2 separate regions of the Mus musculus genome follow, and region 2 is linked to region 1. The links are chromatin loops, found by intact Hi-C in ENCODE. Cell type or tissue: heart. All regions are shown on one strand. Each heading gives the region's core, and the rest is flanking DNA. Links, peaks and the distances in the headings are about the cores only. Region 1 overlaps Gch1 (GTP cyclohydrolase 1). Region 2 overlaps Samd4 (sterile alpha motif domain containing 4).

Region 1 (10,230 bases), core at 1,776-6,775:
CCATGCCTCCTCCCAGTTTCTGGTTGTAGAACTCAGTCCATCTTCCTTGGTTTGAAGTCATCACTTGCTCTGATCTCTACCCCTGCCAGTGTCCTTGCTTTTGTTGTCTCTGGACACTGTGGTGTGCCTCGTCTGAATTTGCTGAGTTACACCTGGAGCATCACCATACGTAGTAAAATCATATTCAGAGGCACCCAGATCTTCAACAGGATTTTCTTGGTAGAGTACAAGTCAACCCAAAGCAGTACTAAATATTTATTCATGAGATTAACTGGGAATTTTACCAGTGTTTCTATTTACTTGTTTAATTATTTATTTGAGACAGGGTCTCTGTGTAGCCCTGGCTGGCCTGGAACGCACTCTGTAGATCAGGCTGGCCTGGAACTCCCTGAGACCCACCAGCCTCTCCCTCTTGAATGCTGAGATTGAGTGTTTGTACCACCAGGCTTGGAGGCACTTACTGTGTTCCAGGCATTGTGCAGAGTGCTGAGAAAAGAATGAGTGAAGCTGGACATGGTTCAAGCCCTCCCGGGAGGGCCTTTAGAGAAAAGACAGCCAGTCATGGGGAAGAGAAGTGTGATGATAGCCGGTAGGGAGGGTGCTTGGTCAGTGCCGGGAGATGACAGCATGAAGCGAGGCTTCAATGCTGCCTTGACTGTCTGATGTCTTTGCCTGCTGACTTGAGCCCTTGACAGGTGTCACCTTGCTTTATCTTCATAATAGCCCTATAGAGCATGTAATATTCCCATGTTGTATACAAGGAAACAAGACTCAGGGAACACTTGCTCCAGATGGTGGCTGACAAGCAGCAGAGCTGAGAGGATCAGGAGCACCGATGTGACCTGGCTTTCAGTTGATGACAGTGTCGTACTAATTTACTTGGCTTTCTTCCTCTCCTTTCTTGTCCTGCTGTTTGCTTTGTCTGGCTCTAGAAACTCCTCCACACCCTGGCATCTCTCCAGGTTTGCATTTGAGTTTTTAGTGTTTCGGTGAATAAGGCTGCGGTACCAGAATTGACCAGGAGAGGGCTGATGTCTAATTACTGGTTTTGCAATTAGGAATCTGGATTGCGTGGATCCTAATTCCGTGTTATGTGAAGGGAGATGTTTCTGGTAGACTCTCCACCAATAGGTGGTTGTGAGCCAACATGTGGTTGCTGGGATTTGAACTTAGGACCTAGAAGAGCAGTCGGTGCTCTTAACCGCTGAGCCATCTCTCCAGTCTCATCCTTGAGCATCTTCTAGGTCTCTCACATTTGACTTTTTAGTTGCTGAAGAAACGGCCCATCAGTCCTGCAGAATCTACCGCATCAGCCTTTGCTTATTTTATCCCCAAGATTTAGTCTTTCGTGAGCCCGTTGTTTCTTGTATTGCACTAATTATCAGGTTGAGAAGCTTGCTCTTCCAAAACAAAAACCTTCAAGTGTAGGTAAGACTGTTGCATAGAAGGAAGCATGGCATTCTCTCTGGGGCAGCTCAGCAAATGTCTTTCTTTTCTGGCATCAAGCTCAATCAGCCTAAAGTGTCTCAGCTGATCTCATCAATTAGAGTTTCCAGCCAGCCCGTCACCTACCGATTTAGGATCTGTTGGTGACTGCCTACATCTGGTATTTACTAGAAAGGACGGACTAATGATCTTTGGTCCTTAAATTTATCAGTTGAAATTCTAAGAGGAACTCTTGTGTCCCTTTAAAAAGGAGCTATATAACTCTGGTAAAAAATTTTAAAAGTACAGAAAGCTTTAAAACATAAAAAAGCTTATGATTTTAGATGTCTAATTCTGTAATAGAAGACTACTTAATCATGGCTTAATCTAGAAACCATAAAATGTGACAAACGTCAACTAAGAATTTTCATGTGATGGATACCATCACAAGTGAGTCAAATGATAAGCGGGAAGACACACTCATGCCCTGGGCAGGGGGCTGATGACAATGGGGCTGATAATGTCAGATGAGATGCTGGAAAGTGGTGGGAGAAATGTGACCACAAAACTGGAAGCTGCCAAGGTGTTTAAAGCGAAGTAAATTTTATAAAAATTTTATAAAAATTCTATGTTTTTGCTACATAGAATGCAAAACACATGACTAGTGTATTAATCTGTTTGCTATTAGCAAGGCTGTCTGCCAATAGCAGATTATCATCTTTCAGAAGACTTGAAAGTTACACATGGACTGATTCTACAGGGGCTAATTCCAAAGGGCTCTGCAAACACCAGGAAATGTGATTGTCCTCACTCTCCACGAGAGAAGCACACAGGTCCTACCTATAGATACATTGGTCTTTTGTTGGATTGGCAAACATACAGAAATTTGATACTATATTATTGAGACCATAAGAAATCATGATATATATATTCAAGATTAGGTACTGCGTGGAAATGACTTAAATACCCATTGCCTTACAGTTTAGTGAGGGATATGGGTGAGGCTAGAAATGCTCTGCAGCATGCCACAGCTGTCACTGGGCAATGCTAGTGTCGGGCACCAGCTCCTATAGAATCAGTTCATGTGTAACTTTCAAGTCTTCTGAAGATGATAATCTGCTCTTGGCAGGCAGCCTTGCTAATAGCAAACAGATTAATGCACTAGTCATGTGTTATGTATTCTATGTAGCAAAAACACTTATAAACTAAAAGATAATTTTTACCATGTTATAGATACAACTTACAACAGAGAGGAACTTCTGGAGAATATTAGCAGATGAGACAGACAGTAGCAGTGAAAGGCAGCTATGAAATCACGGTAGTTCTACAGTTCACTAGTATGTGGTGTCAGACATTGGACCCGGGGCCTTATGCATGCTAGTTAACAGCCCTACCACCCGCTAGTATGACCAGCCCAACAGTTGATGCTTTTCCAATTATGACTTAATACTGAAATATTTATTTGCATTTGATGACAAACAGCACAGTGTGTGCTATGATACATAAGTCTAGAGGAAGCTGCACTCTGTGCACAGTAAAAGCATGTGTATGTATACATATGCATGTGTGTGGAGGCCAGGGGTTCATACTGACTTAGTGCCCTGGATAACTGGGGCAGTGTCTCTCCCTGAATTTGCAGCTCGCTGTTTGTCTAGATGGCTAGCAAGTCCCTGGAAATCCTCCTGCCTCTACCTTCCTATGGTAGAAAATATTTAATTTCAATCCAGGGTGTCTACCCTGTCTTTGATCATTCATTTCCTGGATAAATGACCCACATGACCTTTATGTTTATAATAAGCCTTTATTAGTACTAGTGCTGGACAGATATCTACCCTCTATGCTATTAAAATCTATTTCCGACTGATAACCCTGAGTTAAGTCCTTACATAGTTTCATTTTAACTCCAGTTGGCCAGTCCCCATGGCCATGCTTTCTTGACTCCTAACTCATGGTGTCTTTCTCCTTTTTCCACCTTTTCTCTCTCCTCGTGGTCTCCTCCTACCCCAAGCCTGGGAACCCCAAGCCGGCCTACCTCAATTCTGCACAGCTGTTGGCTGTAGGCATCTTTATTCACCAATCAGAAATAACTTTGGGGAGGGGCCAGGTCACATAGTGTCACTTGGGCCTAAGAGTGGACTCTTCTTGTCTTTGGGGCAACCAGGTCTTAGGGACCACACCTAGCATTGCATTATGTAGCAGCAGGCCAACCCCCAACAGCATCCCAGCGCTGGTTATGGCTCCCGTGCCCAATGGTTTATGTTTTGAGGGATCTGAACTGAGTCCTGAGGCTTGTACGGCCAGCATTTCACCAACTGAGCTTCCTCTCTACCCCAGGTATTTACTTTAAAAATGGATTTATGCATATTTCATGATAGTAAATGATTAGAGCAGACTCCTGTCGGGATGTATTCTATACATACCTTGGTTTTACAAATGTTGCTAAGATACCTGATTCTGATGTCCTCCCACCCCAAATTGTCACCAATATCCTAAGCAACCCATACATAAATGAATTAACACAGTTTAACTTCATGGGTCAACTGTACTTTGATATTTTTTAATTTTTTAAGAACATGCTTGGATTTTCAAATAAGTTGAAAATACTGTGACAGCCACTGTACGTAGCTCAGAGAGAGCTCCAGGCTCATCTCACCATCCACTGTATGGAGAAAATGGCAAGAGTATGAACTATGCCCAGCCCTGTAATCAACCCTGCCTGCCAGCTCCTCCTGAAGTCACTCCATGCAGGCTCTGATGCTGCTCCACACAGCCCTAGCAGAGTTGTCCAACCGAGACTAGCTCCTCAGTGGACTGCTCAGGGCTCATCTATTCCGGTCTGTTGCCGGTTCTGTCAGCCCAGTTGCTTCTGGTTCTCCACTTAGCACAGTGAGACAGACAGGGGGGTCCAGTCTTGCAGCAGCAGCTGCTGTGTCTATTCTTGCCGTTCACACTGCTTCCCAGTAAACATATGCCGGAGAAGCCCTTGGTCCACAGCAGTGTCTTAAAGCACAGTTACCATGCAACAGCCCAGAACCTCGGACTGCTTCCGTGTTGGCTTCTTTCCCCCAGCGAGAGCCAAAGCAAAAGCTGGGCAAGCAGTTGTTTCTCTAATTAAAGCCACACGCCCAAGTCCCGCTGGTAAGGTCACTGGTGTGTTGTTGGGGGTTGGTGACTCAGAACCACTTCGTGTGTTCCAGTCTTGAGTCTCCCCAGTGTATGACTGATGGGCGTTATGCAAGCCCTTCAAGCTGAAGAAGCTGTCCAGGAAGGAAGCAGTTAGCAGTGCCAGGGTGCTCAGCTGTTAATGTTAATTAGGGACAACGGATAGGAGAAATGCGTGCTTCACCGAAGAAAAATGTCTGAACACCAAAATGTAAATATTAGGAAAACTTTGCAAGGTATACAATAAAAAGGAAAAGAAACTTTGACTCTTTAACAGTCCAAGCAAATCCCAGGTCTGGCGAACACTGCCAGTTCTCGATTACTTGAATTAAAAACAATAAGCTCCCACAAAAAAGTATAAATACAAGAAAAACTCAAATATTTAATATACCCTGGAAGAAAGAATTTTCAGCAAAACACAAATTTTAAAGCATTTGTTTATCCAATTTTAATTTTTTTTACTATAAAATAACTCAACATATCCAACCTCTTTCCCTCTGTCCTTTCTCTCTCTCTCCCTTTCTTTCTCTCTCTCCCTTCTTTCCTTCCTTCCTTCCTTCCTTCCTTCCTTCCTTCCTTCCTTCCTTCCTTCCTTCTGAGAGTTCCACAATGTAGACTAGGCTAGCCTAAAACTCATAGAGACCCATGGGTCTCCCTGTTCTTTTTTTTTTTTTTTAAATCTTTTACTGCAATACAACAATGAAGTGAACAGTAATTAGATCCCTACCAATTTCCCCCAAACAAACAAAGAATGTAAACAGGAAAATGACTCTGCCTATGTGTGCAGCTTCTCAAATCATGTCAGAGGGTCTCACATTCAATAATCAAGACATTTTAAAATAGCAGTAATTATTTTCGTTTTAAGAAAAAGCACCCTTTCTACCCTCCCCACCCCATCCCCAGCACTGAACACGAAGAATGGGCTTCCTTCTGCATCAGTCTCATACTAATGTGAAGCAGCAACGATGACTATCAATAATTTGGCATTTCTGTTTACAGATGCTCCAATTTTTCCCCCTCAATTTCAAAAAGCCATTATCCAGTGTTGCCATAAAACAGACTGCAGGTTTTAGGTAGCAAAGATTCTTTCAGAAACCAATGTTAAGTCAAAGAAAAGAGAAAGCAGGGCATCACACTAAATTTCTGGATCTAGTACACTAGAAAGAATGAAACCCAGGAAAAGTTACCTACTGCTTAGAAGAATAACGACCTGTAAAGGCAGATGTTTGGTTGTATAGTATTTTACACTGTGTGGATCTTGCAGCATCTGCTAATTGAAGCAGACATGCAACTGTATGTATCCCTGCCCTATATCCTAGCTCCCCACCCCTACCAACCTACTACCATATTATGCCAAATATTGTGGATATGAGCCCACGTCACCCCAGACAATCCAGTGAACAAGGTTAGTGTAATGCACTGGTGTGAGTGTGAGGTAGAAAAGGGTCTCCCTGCTCTAGTGGACCGCTGCCCATACAGTCCATGAGGGCAGAGGGAGCCCTGCTCTAGTGGACCGCTGCCCATACAGTCCATGAGAGCAGAGGGAGCCCTGCTCTAGTGGACCGCTGCCCATACAGTCCATGAGGACAGAGGGAGCCCTGCTCTAGTGGACCGCTGCCCATACAGTCCATGAGGGCAGAGGGAGTAGAGGTTATGAAAGGGGTTGGGGTTCAGAAGCCCTGAGTGAATAAGCCACACTGGACCCGCACTCAGTAGGCAGATCAACTTTACTTAGGGTGACTGAAGGCTCATAAAGTTTGGGGGGACTGAGGGATGGGCAAGGTCATTGGCTGGGGTTGCTGGCTGACAGGTTTTGTTAGGAGAAAGGAAACTGGTCCTATGAACTATGAAGCAACATGAGGTCCCTCAGGTAGAGATATATATGGGGTGGGGGGCTAGATCAGACTAGACTAGACTAGATCAGAGAAGGAGATGGGAGTCTCCCATATTGCCCCGAGCAAAGAGGCTATCTGGTCATGGTGGACTTCAACGTTAATTAGCAGTTTCCCCACAGAGACCCACTTGCTTCTGGTCCCTCAGTGCTAGGACTAAAGTCATGCACCACCATCGCCTGGCTGCAGTTCTGTCTCAGGTAACAGATTTGATAATGAGTAAGGAAATGTTATAAGGAAATGTAATTTGGATTATAAAATGCTTGCTTTCGTAAAAATTCCTCACTATTATAGGAGCGTGAGGCTGGGACAGCTTCTCCAGAGGGTCCCTGATGAACTCGGGAGGATGGTAGAATATGAGGGGAGCAGAGGTGGGTAATGGTAGGAGACCGGGGCTGCCTAGGCTCAGGCACTAGGTTCTGGGAGAGGACAAATGGGGGCCACACAGGCAGCCTAGAAGGGGCTTACAGCTCAGTTCTGGGTTTTGGACCATACAGTTTTCAAAACAAAAGCATTGAGGTTTCATTTAATATCCAACTAGCCATTGTGAGGGAATAGACCAGTGTGAGAAACACTGACCAAGCTCTAACAGAACTCTCTCTACATAAGCAGTCATGGCAAAACCACACACACACACACACATACACACTCACACACACACTCACACACTCACACTCACACACACACACTCACACACTCGCACACACACTCACACATAAACACACACTCACACACACACACACACCCCACTGAGCGTGCCCTGGAATCAGAGAGAACTAGAAGCACAGGCAGCTCTGTGCCTCCCAGGTCTTCAGCATCATTTGCATAGATCGCAGTGACCCCACAAGGTTGTAATGGAGCAGCAAAAACAAAACACAACAAACCCCTGTCGATCAGGAGAGCCCACTACCAATGTGTGCTAAGCTCCTGTGCTCCCAGTAGGTTAGGAGCATAGCCATGCAAACTCCGTGCAGCACCAGCCCTTGACTAAGAGTAAGCCGCTGTGCTCCAGAGTGGCTCTGTTAAACGTGACTGTTGTTTCAGGGTGGACTCCTGCCTATTCACTTTGGAAGTCTGCCTCGTTGTACCTGCAGAGCCCCCGCCTTCTATTCGCCATTCTGTTGATCTGTCTATGCTTTATCCTTGTGTTTTGTTTTCTGTGGCCTTAAAAACAATAGACTGCATGTATAAACATGTAAATATACACACCATTAGCATCATGTAATATGTAAGTGTGTAAGTTGTGTGAGGATACTCCACGGTGTTCATACAGAAATAAAGTGCTTCATGATTCGTTTCACAGAGCGTAGCCCTATTGTGGCCAGGCATGGTGGTACTTTTTTTTTTTTTTTTTTGGCTTTTTGAGACAGGGTTTTTCTGTATAGCCCTGGCTGTCCTGGAACTCACTTCGTAGACCAGGCTGGCCTCAAACTCAGAAATCCGCCTGCCTCTGCCTCCCAAGTGCTGGGATTAAAGGCGTGCAGCACCACGCCTGGCGATGGTACATTCTTATAATTCCCAATACTCAGGGAGGTGACACCTGGGTTACATGAGACTTTCAAAAAAAAAAAAAAAAAGAAAAACAAAACAAAAAGAACCAAAAGCATATCCCATCATTAAGCAATGTAAATTTGATTTTATTGAACATAGGAAGGTATGAGCTTACACATGACCCTGTACCTGTTAGCTGTACTATTACTGGTATGTCTAAAGTTATCTTTTCATTTTACATGTGGTGGTAGTACTGCCTCACCTGATCTTCTAGAAGAATTAAGAAATGACAAAGCACTGGGTTCTTTTTTTTTTTTTTCAAATTTTTATTAGATATTTTCTTTATTTACATTTCAAATGCGATCCCGAAAGTCCCCTATACCCTCCCCCTGCCCTGCTTCCCTACCCACTCACTCCCACTTCTTGGCCCTGGCATTCCCCTGTACTGAGGCATATAAAGTTTGCAAGACCAAGGGGCCTCTTTCCCAATGATGGGCGACTAGGCCATCTTCTCATACATATGCAGCTAGAGACATGAGCTCTGGGGGATACTGGCTAGTTCATATTGTTGTTCCACCTATAGGGTTGCAGACCCCTTCAGCAACTTGGGTACTTTCTCTAGCGTCTCCATTGGGGGCCCTGTGTTCCATCCAATAGATGACTGTGAGCATCCACTTCTGTATTTGCCCTGGGTTCTTAATATATTCCCCCTTTCATGGTGAGCGAGGACCATGGAATTGGCTTAAGAATGTAAGACACTTTGGGGCTTTGAGTTACCATATTAAAAGTCCAACAACCTTGAGGCTTTTGCTCTGTAGGGACATCTTGAGCACACAGAGATACCACTTGTTTGAGAAATAGCTGAAACACTGGATCAGCTGGATGTTTGAGTAAAAGCCCCTAGCTGACTCTGTCCCAGGTGGAGGACATCTGCTCTGGGTCCTGTCTCATTTCTGGTCCCTAGGACCTATGGACCCAATAAGCTCTGCTTTAGAACACTCGCTTCCGGTTTGCAGCAGGGTAGTCTTAGATAAGGGTAAGTAGACTTTTTTGCTCAGAGTAAAGAGAGAGACTTGAACCTGTTTTAGGCTATAGATTTAAAGTTGTGAATTACCAGTGCAAGGCTGGCACTTGAGGGTGCTGGAATGCTATGAAGGAGGGGAGGGAAAGGACCCTGAGGTGTCTGCATTGTTAGTGGGCAGTGGGAGAGAATTCCCACGCTGAATTCTGAAGGAGTCCTGTGTTTAACTTTGTCTTGATGCGTGGTGTTACAAGGGCACTATGGAGTGCCAAAGCCCAAAGATGGGGCACTTCTTCTGGTATCCTGTGACCTTAAGCTTTGAGAACAGGTAACTGTGGTACTAGGGGAACCCATGACATAGTGCTGTGGGCCTTCCAAGTTTCTCTGAGGTCAGAGACACTGGGAAAGCTTAGACCTGTGACACATTTTTTTTTCTCTCAAACAGGAACATTTATGGTTTTTTTTTTTAATTTTTGTTTTGTTTTGTTTTGTTTTCAAAACTCTGTATAGCCCTGGTTGTCTTGGAACTTAACACTGGCTGGCTTTGAACTCACGAAGATCCACTTGCCTCTGTCTCCCGATCGCTGGGATTAAAGGTATGCACTATCACTGCCTGTTGCTAAACTTATCTTTGATAGCATCTTTAGATGATTTAATTCTGGGCAAGATCCGAGTCCCCATGCCCTGGGATGTGTTGCCCCCGCCTGCCTGGGCTCCATTGTTCGTTCCCCTTATAGACAGGATGTATAGACTCTGCTATATCTTTCTTGTCCTTTGGATGGATTTTATTTAAGGCTCCAAAGCCATCTTTCATCAGGTTTGCATGATGGAAGATGAATCAAATATCCCACCCTAGCCTTGAATGCTATTCCCAGGCTCAATGATGGTGGTAAAAACAAGACAGAAGTTTCCTGTGTCTTTCCCGTGTGCCCTTCTCCCTGGCAAAACAGGTCTGTTTGTACTAAATGTGCACATACATATGTGGGCAGGAACAGTAGGCGATGTGAAGGTTCTGGGTAGCAACTGAGATGCTCCACAGCAGGCTCTCAGTGGTGGTGGACCAGCATCACAGTGTCTAGGCGTTTTCAGAAATCAGATTCTCAAGCCCACCCAGACCCACAGAGACTGTGGCTGGGCCCCACGGAAGGGTCTGACATCCTTGCTTCAGAAGAGGCTTAGAGAGCATCGTATGTGTGCTGTACTATATTTTCAGGAGGAGTCCTACTGGGCAAGAGGCTT
Region 2 (10,230 bases), core at 1,878-6,877, 76 kb after region 1:
AAAAAAATGTGTTTTAAACTGTTGAGCCCGAAGAAAGGGGAGTTGCTGTGTGGTCATTTGTGGTGGTTTGAATGAAAATGCCCCCCATAGACTTATAGGGAGTGGCATTATCAGAGGTGTGGCCCTGTTGAAGTAGGTTTTGAGGCTTCAGAAGCTCAAGCCAGGCCCAGTGTCACTCTTCCTGCTGCAGATCCAGATGTAGAACTCTCAGCTGCCTCTCCAGCACCATGTCTGCTCTGTGTGCTGCCAGATTGCCTGCCATGATGGTAATGGACTAAACCTCTGAACCCATAAGCCAGCCCCAATTAAATGTTTTTCTTTAGTAAGAGTTGCCGTGGTTGTGGTGTCTTTTCACAGCAACTGAACACTAAGACTTCATTGATCCCGTCTCGAGTGAGGCTATCTTAGAGACCTCTGTGGTTGCAAGGTTGCAGGTGGGAATAGCCTCTGTCTCATGTTTTGTCTTCACTTCTCTTTGGCTTGGAGGTCCAAAGACATAAAGGTCGAGTCATCATAGGTCAAGAGGTTAAGAGTGTTGCCCTCATTACATAGCTAGAGGATGCTGAAGCCAGATGTCAATCTAAAGTCTGCCTCTCCACTCATACTCTTAACCACCCAGTACTCAGAGCTTACCATGTATTATATGTCATTATATTGGAGTTACAAGTGTTAGAATGGGGTCCAAACCACATGTAGGGGAAGTCCCAAGATTCCAAGGTGGCAGTTTCTATATGCTATGATAAAGGTGCAAGATGTGCCAAAGGCAGTCAAGTGAGGGAGGAAGTTATGGACCATGTAGTAGTTTGCATTTACCTTGGACAAAACATTCACTGGATATTCTGGGCACAGATCAAACCATGTTCATTCTGCTCATCCTCTCCCCAACCTGTCTCAGAAAGGAGTAGGCAGCTAATGGTGGGCATCACATGGTGTGGTCACATGGTGTGGTCACGTGGTATGGTCACGTGGGTGGAGTTCATGTTGGTTCTTCAGTGAGGGCTGATTTCTAAGAGACATTTTTTTTTAAATAGTTAATCATATTTACAAAAAGAGGAGAGAGAGTGAAAAGACACACGCATACACACCAGTGTTACAAAACCTTGTATTAATCATTTCCCTTCACTCTCAATATAACCATATGAAATATAGCCATGATTCTTATTTCTGTGGGAGGAAATGAATAATAAATACATTGTAGCAAGTTTAGACCACAAGGGTGTTGTCACTGATAACAACATTTGAAAACTGTACACTTGCAAAGAACAGCATGTTCAAACATTAGTGTATCTGCATCAGTAGAGCTTTCACATGTAACAAACATGCTCTTTCCATGTATGACAAATTTAAAAAATATGCATTGCTTGGCAACATGAACTAGGCAAAAATATTTCTTTGTTCACTAACTTTATACAGGAAACCAGGACAAAAGGCATGCATGTACAATACAGATGCCTGCACAGGGCATGCAACGAAAGGAAGCTCTTTGAAAGTCAGCTTGCGTTAGGCATAAATACATGAGGGTTATATATTAATAAGGGAGGAAGTCTCCTGTTTGCCATCACTAACACTCCTGCTTTCTTTTTGCTCCTCCCAGAGGGATACATATTTACCTTTAAGTCAAGATAAAGGATTAAAAAAAAAGTCGCTTTGCAAACATCTCTGATGAGTTGTAAAAAAAGAAAAGAAAAACAAACTGAAAAACAAAGCCAACACAGATATCATCACAGCTCTGTGTACAACTTATCCTTCTGCAGGTTCTGTTTATGATAGGCACACCTGAGCACCCTGGGTTCTCCCCACTCAGGCTAGAGAGGAAGGGCGCCCAACAGAATCCACTTTCCTCCCCTCCCTCGCTCAGCCCTCATCCCAGCTCTGGGGTGCACAGATCTACAAACCTTGCACCAGCGCTAGCTAGCTACTAGGCACAGAGGAAAGGAAGGCCCAGAGAAGACTCCCACTCTGTAAAAGGCAGCCAGCGACACCTCAAAAGAAACTCTGGTTTCCCTCAGTGTCGCATCGGGAGAATGGGAGGTGGGGCCCAGCTGCGGCTGGCTCCCGGCCTGGGTACCAGAAAGAGACCTTCAGCTCAACCCAGGCTGGGCGCTTGATGCAAATAGCAGCCCTAGGCAGGCAGGCAGGCGGGACCCACCGGCCACTACTTTGCTTGCTGGATTTGTGTAATAAGAAAGTGAAACTCAAAAAGCAGGTGGGGGTGGGGAACACACAAAACAAACCATCAGCAGCGTCGTGTTGTGTCTTGTATAGTTTGTGTTTCTTCCTACTGTTTTCTGGTAAGAAAACACTATGAACAAAAAAGCACCAATAAAACATCACCCCATGATATTGTAGACCAGCATTGTGTCTCAGACAGTGCAGACATGCTGCTTAAATCAGGGCGCCTGGGGTGCGGGTGGGGGCGGGGGTGGGGTGGGGTGGAGATGGGGAGAACCTATGCAGTGAAATAGACTTTACTCGGAAAGTTTCAAACCTTTACTATTTAATATAAAACAGCTGTGTTGGGGCGGGGTGGTCAATGGGTAAATACAAAAAAAGGCACTGCAGCTCACTGCTCAAGGCCTGACTTCACAGCCTCAGGCATGCAACTGCTCGACTCTTTTTAAAATTTTTTTTTATAAATAAAATTTCTTTGCTTTAGGATTTTTAAATTGAGCTGTATACCTGTAGTCAACACAGGACTCAAATCAAGGTGGGGGGGGGGAGGTTCTTAAAAATCATCAGAACACAACTTAAAAAATAAAAATAAAAACACTAACATAGCAAACCACAACTAAGTAGATAAATCTATACAGTCAATGAAAAATAAGCTTTTCTTTTTTTCTTTTTTTTTTTAAAAAAAGAATTCTGTTGTTACTAATAACAGACTTTATCATGGGTACCAGCCATAGCGAGTTAATAAGTGACATATCCAAAATAATATCTCTAATAATCAGATAACCATTGCTTCTATATTCAATGAAGGAATAAATAGAAATTCAGATTTGCAAATATACTCTATGGTCTTCTTCCTCTTAAAAGATTCGCACTCGTGTGATTGTGTTCACAAACTGGTTTCTGAATATCCCATGACCTTATGGGTACGTGCGTTGCGTGTAGCGGACTTAAACACCTTCTCTTTCCTACAGGATGAGGAGTCCTATTGTTCCTCTCTGTTAACCTTTCCAGCATCCTCCAAACACTTCCTCAGACCCTCTGGCCTTCCCTTTGGCCTTCGACATTTTAACCTGTTCTGCCTGACATGGGATCCTCCATCCCAGCTCCTTCCCCAACACTGAGCTTGGAAAGGGACACGAGGGATGAATGTTAATGGCACTTGGTTAAAAAAAAAAAGTCTATCTATCTACATATAAAAATTAAACATGCTGCCTCTTTCTGCACGTGAATTTGCATCTTCAAGACTGGGTCACCCAAGGAGTGTCCTGCATCTTTTGTTTCTGGTGTTGTTATAAAGTGCTGATTGGGGTGATGATCCAAGTCGTCCATGATCACTAAAAGCTCAACCTTCTTAAGGTGTCCTTGGCCCTGCACTGTAAAAGGACTTCGAAATCTCTGTTGTAGCATCCAAGGCTCGGCTCGGTTGTCCACCTGTAATCTTGACAGGCAAACACAGTTGTGTGGATTTTTATTAAGGCCTTTAGAATCTGTGTGCACTTCATTAACTTGAAAAAAAAAATAACCATAGGCAAGGTCATTTGCATGGTCTGGTTTTAAATGTCACTTTTTTTTTTTTTTTTAAAGAGGAATCTGTCTTACCCATTTACTAGACAGGCCTTATATTATGTTCTAGATCATGCCTCCGGCTACTCACTCATACTGTCACATTTACGCAGCTAATTCTCCAGTGTGGCACATAATTTCTTTTGGATTCCCTCTGATATCCTCCATTGCATTAAATTCTGAACTATTCTTTGTTGCCCTTAAGAAATAGATCTATTCCCACACGGTGTTACAGTTAATCTCGAACTGTGTAATGTACGTGTGAGGGTTTTCTCTTTTCTGTGCGTGGTTGGATAAACCATCCCACAACACAGCAAATCTCTGACTCACATGCATAGAGAGAGCAACCACTTCTCTCAGGAACTTAACCTTTCCTGCTTCTGTTTCCATTGTCCCCTCTTCCTCCCATGGTGGAGCTGGACCACGGGGACCTATTGCATCTCTGCATTCTCTCTGTGACACTACTGCTGGGCCATTCTCCTTTGGCAGAGATGGAGTGAGAAGAGATAAGACTCCCAGGCCTAGGCTCCTGCAAAGTCTCCATCACAGATGTTTCAGTGTCAGGCTTCATGCAAAAGAAAACCATCAACCCCTGTCTTTCCTTCTCTAGAGGGACTGTTATCCACGTGTGTGTCTGTGGAGGGAGACCGGGGCTGGTAGGATGGAGCCTGTGGGGAGGGTGGGAAGCAAAAAACAGGTCTTGCGTGGGATGCAAATCCAGCCCAGAAAGAGGTTGCAGAGTTTATCATCTCTAGATAGCCTACGAGCAAATCCAGAACTGATCACACAGCGCCATCATCCTGGTGTCCACACCTAGTACTCTGTTCATCTCAGCCACATCCTTATCCTTCAAACCCATCCACACACTCCTCCCACCTCATGGTCGAAGACGGTAACTTGAGGCCTACTTGACTGTAATCACCTTCCCAAGAAGCAGAGCTTGGCAGCCGTTTTTTTTTTTTTTTTAAAAGACAACCCTGCTGCTATTATAAAAATAGATGAGACAGAATGAATCCATAACAATAATCAGTCTTTTACAAAAAAAACCATAGTATGAAGAGAAGTTCTATCCACACTCTACACATTATGTACCCTTTAAAATTCTTATGTAAACAATACACAAATCAAAGTTTATCTGAAAGTTTGCTGGAGGGAATTTCTTCCTCTTGCCCTTGGTGCCATATAGCCCTCTCTTGTGGTTGTTTCAAGCCGGGCCTCGGGGAAATCCGGTCAGGGGAGCCACAAACAGGCTGGCTGCCATCTTGCTCTCCTTGCTTGTGTCCGCTGTCTTCTGCAGCCTGACTGTGAAGCCGGGTTCTGAGAAGGCTCCCCAGGGCAGGGCTTCTACCTCCCTCCTGTGTGTCTCTTGCATATCTCACCTAGCAATACTCTTCCCCACTCCATTTCCATCCAGGAAGCTACTAGCATCCCTCCACCCCCTCCCAGCCCCACATTCCCCCGAGAGTCCCCTCCCCACCCTGCATACCGTCCCATCCCCTGACAGAAACAAATGACAACATAACCAACCCCAGGTCTACTGATATGTTTACAAGGATGACCTACGCTCTCACAAAATCAAAATGGGCGAGGGACCAGGGGAAAAAGGCTGCAAAGTGTCTTGGAAGAGTCTCTGCAACCCTGAAGATGGCTGACACTGGGCCCGCAGCAGTCCATTTCACGGCCAGCGCGGTCACTGTCATCTTCAGTTTCTAGATTGTGGAGGTCCGGTCAACCCCGTCTGTGGAGGAAACCAGAGGACTACTGAGCAAAACCACTCTGGGCTAGCTGTCTACCAGCATGGCCAGCACTTTCAACATACTGGTCTCTAAGATGAAGGCTTTATTTGCTAACTCACTTGCATGCCCACCTACCTGTCCATTCACTTATTCATCCACCCACCTACCATTCACCCACCTAGCCACCCACCTAGCCACCACTCATCCATCCACTCAGCCACCTACACACCCACCCATTCACCTACCCTACCTACCCATCCATCCACTCATTTTCCTATCTACCCACCCACCCACCCACCCACACACACACACCCACACACTCACTGACATTATCACCCATCTAACATCTGGAGAGGTTGGTTTTTTGTTTTTGTTTTTGTTTTTTAACAGGAGCCATATTAAGCCCAGGAACCAAGATGCAACTGCTCTAATCTCCCAAATAGTCACATTTTAGAATTTACATTACAGACACATAAGTCAACAATGATGCCTGGAGTGATGGTGGCTCTAACCAGTGTGTCCCAAGAAAGAATGAACAGGGAGGGAGGAATGTATAACTCGGCCTTGGAAGTCAAGGGTGGTTTCATAAAGACACAAAACGGCTTGTCGATGGAGCTGGTTGGATGCTAAGCAAGGAAGATTCAGGAGGGGATGATGGGAAGATGGGAAGGGACAAGAGAGGTGGAATGACAGATTATCAAATGGAGAGACAGGCAGTAGACCCTAGGGTGTAGGATGAGAGGCAGGCGCAGGCCTGGAAAGACAGAGAAGGGGTCTCATAGAAAAGCAAATGGAACTGTGGCATTCACACCTGTTTCTTTGGAATTATTTCTCTCTTACTGCAAGTCCTTGATGAAAGGCCAAAGACCTGTTCCTGCCCACACTGTGCAGCCAGAGGGATGGAGACAGCTGATCCAAACTCTCTGCTGCAAGAACAGGGGTAAAGGCAGGGAAAGCAAAGGCAGATGTTGTGCGTATCAGGCGTTGAAGCTTCAGGTGGCAGAAGGGTAATTTAATTACCCATGGCTCTTTGAAATGTTAGAGAATTGGTCAGGCTGCAAAGGGTGTGTCTGTGGGGAGGGACATGTGCTTCAGAGACAGGAAGCTATGAGTGAGACAGAGTTGCTGATGACCGCTCAGTGATCCTCTGCTGCCTGTTTCCACAAGGGTTCTACATAGTTCCTAGCAGTATCCCCAACCATCAAAGGACCTTAGATGGTGGGTACTGGGGACCTAAACACAGCAGAACCACGCTATATCACTTTTGATGGCCTCCCCTGGCAAGCGTCAGATGGTCTGACGAGAGGCAAGAGGGCAGTGAAGAGGTACCCACGCCAGTGCATGTTGCCACTGATGGGGCTTCACAACATAGGCAGAGAGAGGCACGGATCGGTCATCGCAGGTAGAAGAGATGGTGTGCTCAGTAACTGCCGGAGGAGGGGGGTGATGAGCTAATTACAGAGGCCGTCTTTGGCTTTGCCAAGCTCTAGAGGCCAGCCAGCATGGCCAGCCCAGTTCCCACCATGGCCTGCTAGGTCCAGTGGAGGGAGCATCTCTAGTCACAATACAAGACTCAAGGAGAAGATAGGAGTGCCTGGGCATTCCAGGGAAAGCTGAGGACCTAGGTGACATGGCAAGTCAGTGAGCCCACTACAGGGATGTCCTGGCCTTCACGCTCAAGGGTCATATTGAAAATTCTGCTAGGTGGGACTTGGAAGAGACACACTTTTTAATTGAAATTTTCATTGAGGTAATTATAGGTTCACATGCATTTGTAAAAAAAAAAAAAAGATCTAGCAAGATCACATATGTACCTTGTCGGGTCCTAAACTGGTAACAATTTGCAAAGGTCTAACAGGACGTTACAGTGAAGACACTGACTTTGATATAGTCCTTTTATTTTATTTTATTTAGATTTTCCAAATTTTATCTCTGCGCTCTTTCTCTGTATACACATCTAAGAATGGACAAGCATATGTGTACAAGTTATGACGACTTAGGGAGGGATTTCGCAGAAGGGAACCAGTGGTCCCTGCCAGTTTGGGATGCTGAAGCATCTGCTAGCCTACAGGTATGACTTCCTGTGGTGTCATCCTGAGCCTGTGCGTGGGGCTCAACAGTCTTCGGAGAGAAGGAGTGTGTGTCGAGGTCCCTCTGCTGTGGGGATGTCTGAGACATCTCTAGAGGTGGGGCCCACTCCTGCTTAGCTCTCTGGCCCACACCTTAATGCTAAACCTTCAGAGTTGTGAAAGTGAGGAGCCAGGAGTGTGAAAGTCTCAACTAGCTTAAGTCCAAGGCTTGAATTCCAACCATGTGATATGTCTTCCGAGGAAAGCCAGGCTTACTATTTGCAGTCGTGAAAGCTGTACACTGGCAACTTCAGGGGGTGCCACGCACAGGCGAGCACCATAGGTTTCACAGTTACCACTTGCAATAAATGCCATCCTAGCGCCTTGAGAAAATAATTTGCATAGCCTCCCTGCATCTGTGACAGAGGGATGGTAAGGCTTAGGGAAGGGGTGAGTGGAGAAGGGGAGACAGAAGAGGAGGGGGAGTGTGAACTTCAGAACCCCTGAGGAAGGGCTGTGTACTTTTCTCTTAGTACACGCCTCGGACTCTAACAGTGGAGCTTCCCACTGCAGCTCCTGGAGCCCTTCTATAAGGGGCTTGGAAGATCTTTTCCCAAAACCTCAGGCCACACACCATAGGCAAAACCCAGAGAGCCTGAAGAAAGATTCACAGCCCTCTACCTGGGTGTGCTTTTGCGTTTCATTGCAGGGGCCTCAGGGAAAGAAGAGAGGAAAGGAAGGCCAAGAGAAAAGGGGCTTCGACAAGCGAGGACAGCAGTTACCAAGGAAACAGAGAAGAGCAGACATCAGAAGCATCTCCAAGTTGGCACTGTGGACCACGGTGGACGGTCATCTGGGATAAAGATGATGCGGTGCCTTCCCCCTGCATCCCTGAGTCACATCACAGGAGCTTTTATCCTTCATTCATTTTATAGTTCTTATTTGCGCCTGTATGTGTACACTGTGCACATGCGAGCGTCTGTGCGAGTAGAGGCCAGAGGTTGGCATCAGGTGTCTTCCTTAGTTATTATTCTCCATTTTATCTTTTGAGACGGTCTCCTGAACCTGGAGCTCGCTTATATGGCTAGATGGGGTGCCCTGATAACTCTAGGGATCTGCCTGTGTCCACTCTCCTAGCGCTGGGATTACCGGCACGCGCTACAGTACGTGGCTTTTTACATGGGCTCTGGCAATTTGAACTCAGGTCCCCATGTTTGTGTGGCAAGCACCTGCCCACTAGGCTGTTTCTCCAGCCCCTACTGTGCCGTTTGTCTTCCTATAAAATGACTTAACTTGTCTGCATGATGTCCCCAACAATGTCATCTTCCCTGGAACCTGGAAAGGGCTGGTCCACAGAGACACTGCCATAGCTGGAGACCACAGTGCTCCTGCACTTTCTACTTGATTTGCATCCTCTGCCCCTGAAAGGGCTTAGGAGGAGGCTGCCCATAAAAGGGGATTATTTGGTGTGTGTGTGTGTGTGTGTGTGTGTGTGTGTGTGTGTGTGTGTGTGTGAACCACAGCAATAAAAAGGCTTAGAAGATTAACCAGATGAGAACATTAGCACAAACTCATCAGTTCCAAGAGGTATTCTGTGAAAACAGAACCTTCTTTAAAAAAAAAAAAAAAAAAAAAAAGTCCGTTCAATGAAAACTTCCCTCGAATAAAGAGTGTTTGGCATTTCCGATAATGACGATAATGGCAGTACTTAACCATTTGATAAGAGCTTCCAAAATGCCAGTTCTCTGAGGTCCATCAGGCCCTGCAGGGGAAGGTCAGTTTCCCTTGCTGACTCTCAGAGGCAGTGGGAGGCAGCAGGCTCCCCAGGCAGCCTGGGCTGAGGGGCAGCAGCACTCTGGGCTGTGGTTTTCTTACTGGTGTGTTTTACGGGCACTTCTACCACTGAATGGCTATACCATAGTCTGCTGGTTCTTATTTGGGTGCCCCCCCCCATCATTTACGCAATAAGGAAGAGGAGCTGTGGCAGCTCCCAGAGGCACTGCGAAACAACAAGGATCAGTGTGACTGGACAGATGGAACAGTCGCTTGCAGATAGGGCTCCCTGGAGCTTTTCTGTTTGCCCTTGTAGGGTCATGATAGCCCTAGGGCCCTTGAGCTCCCTCCTGACAGTTAAGTCAGCCGGGGGAGCTCCAATCCTTCTCTGTTCCATGCAGACCATTTGTTTACTGGTTGGTTTCAGGAAGCCTGTATTTCACAACAATCCTTAGCATACAGAGATTAAACATCTAAAAGTCAAAAAGGTCATGGAGGCAAAACTTTCAGCAGCAGTAGGTGACATCAACCTCTCTATCCACTGCTGCCAGAGGATGCTCAGCTGGGCCCTAGGTGTGGCAATGGCTCCGATCTCAGATGGCCCATCTCTGGGGCAGAGGGATGTTGGAAAGGCTCATGGCAGCCTTGTGAAAGCCTCTCTGTGAGCCAGAGGCTCTCACAAGGAAGAGGAGGACAGAAATGGGTGGCTGGGAGGGTAGACATCTCAATTCTTCTGCTCCTGCCAATTCCCCATAAATGTGCAGGGCGAGGAAGAGACCCCTGAGCTTGGGCCCAGGAGGGCACTGAAGCCCCCAGGGCAGGCACACAGGGATTGCAGGTCAGACTGATGCGATCAGGGGCATCTGCCTTAGGAAGCATGTTCCTGGCTCTAATTCGGGAATGTGAGTGTGTGCAGC

The links. Peaks named below come from ENCODE experiments on the same cell type or tissue, not always from the same donor. Only the 100,000 strongest peaks of a DNase experiment are listed, where the experiment ranks them.
Region 2: it touches region 1 in a loop (2.4-fold over the local background); 4 of 42 quality-filtered maps call a loop at or near these places.

Annotation. Positions count from the first base shown.
Region 1 is chr14:47,172,370-47,182,599 of GRCm38, reverse strand. All of the region lies in intron 1 of Gch1 (GTP cyclohydrolase 1), which reads left to right. It also overlaps the pseudogene Gm18811. Among named protein-coding and RNA genes, the nearest start is that of Gch1, 12 kb to the left of the region's middle. In heart, for the core only: no CTCF peak of the experiment used is centred there; DNase peaks (open chromatin) are centred at 3,549 and 4,569; H3K27me3 peaks cover 415 bases.
Region 2 is chr14:47,096,674-47,106,903 of GRCm38, reverse strand. It overlaps Samd4 (sterile alpha motif domain containing 4), which reads right to left. Exons shown (of 13, transcript NM_001037221.2): 13 at 1,087-5,473. The coding sequence ends at 5,445. Gm10371 (predicted gene 10371) reads left to right here. Exons shown (of 4, transcript NR_126579.1): 4 at 8,250-9,225. Among named protein-coding and RNA genes, the nearest start is that of Gm10371, 14 kb to the left of the region's middle. In heart, for the core only: no CTCF peak of the experiment used is centred there; no DNase peak of the experiment used is centred there; H3K27ac peaks cover 218 bases.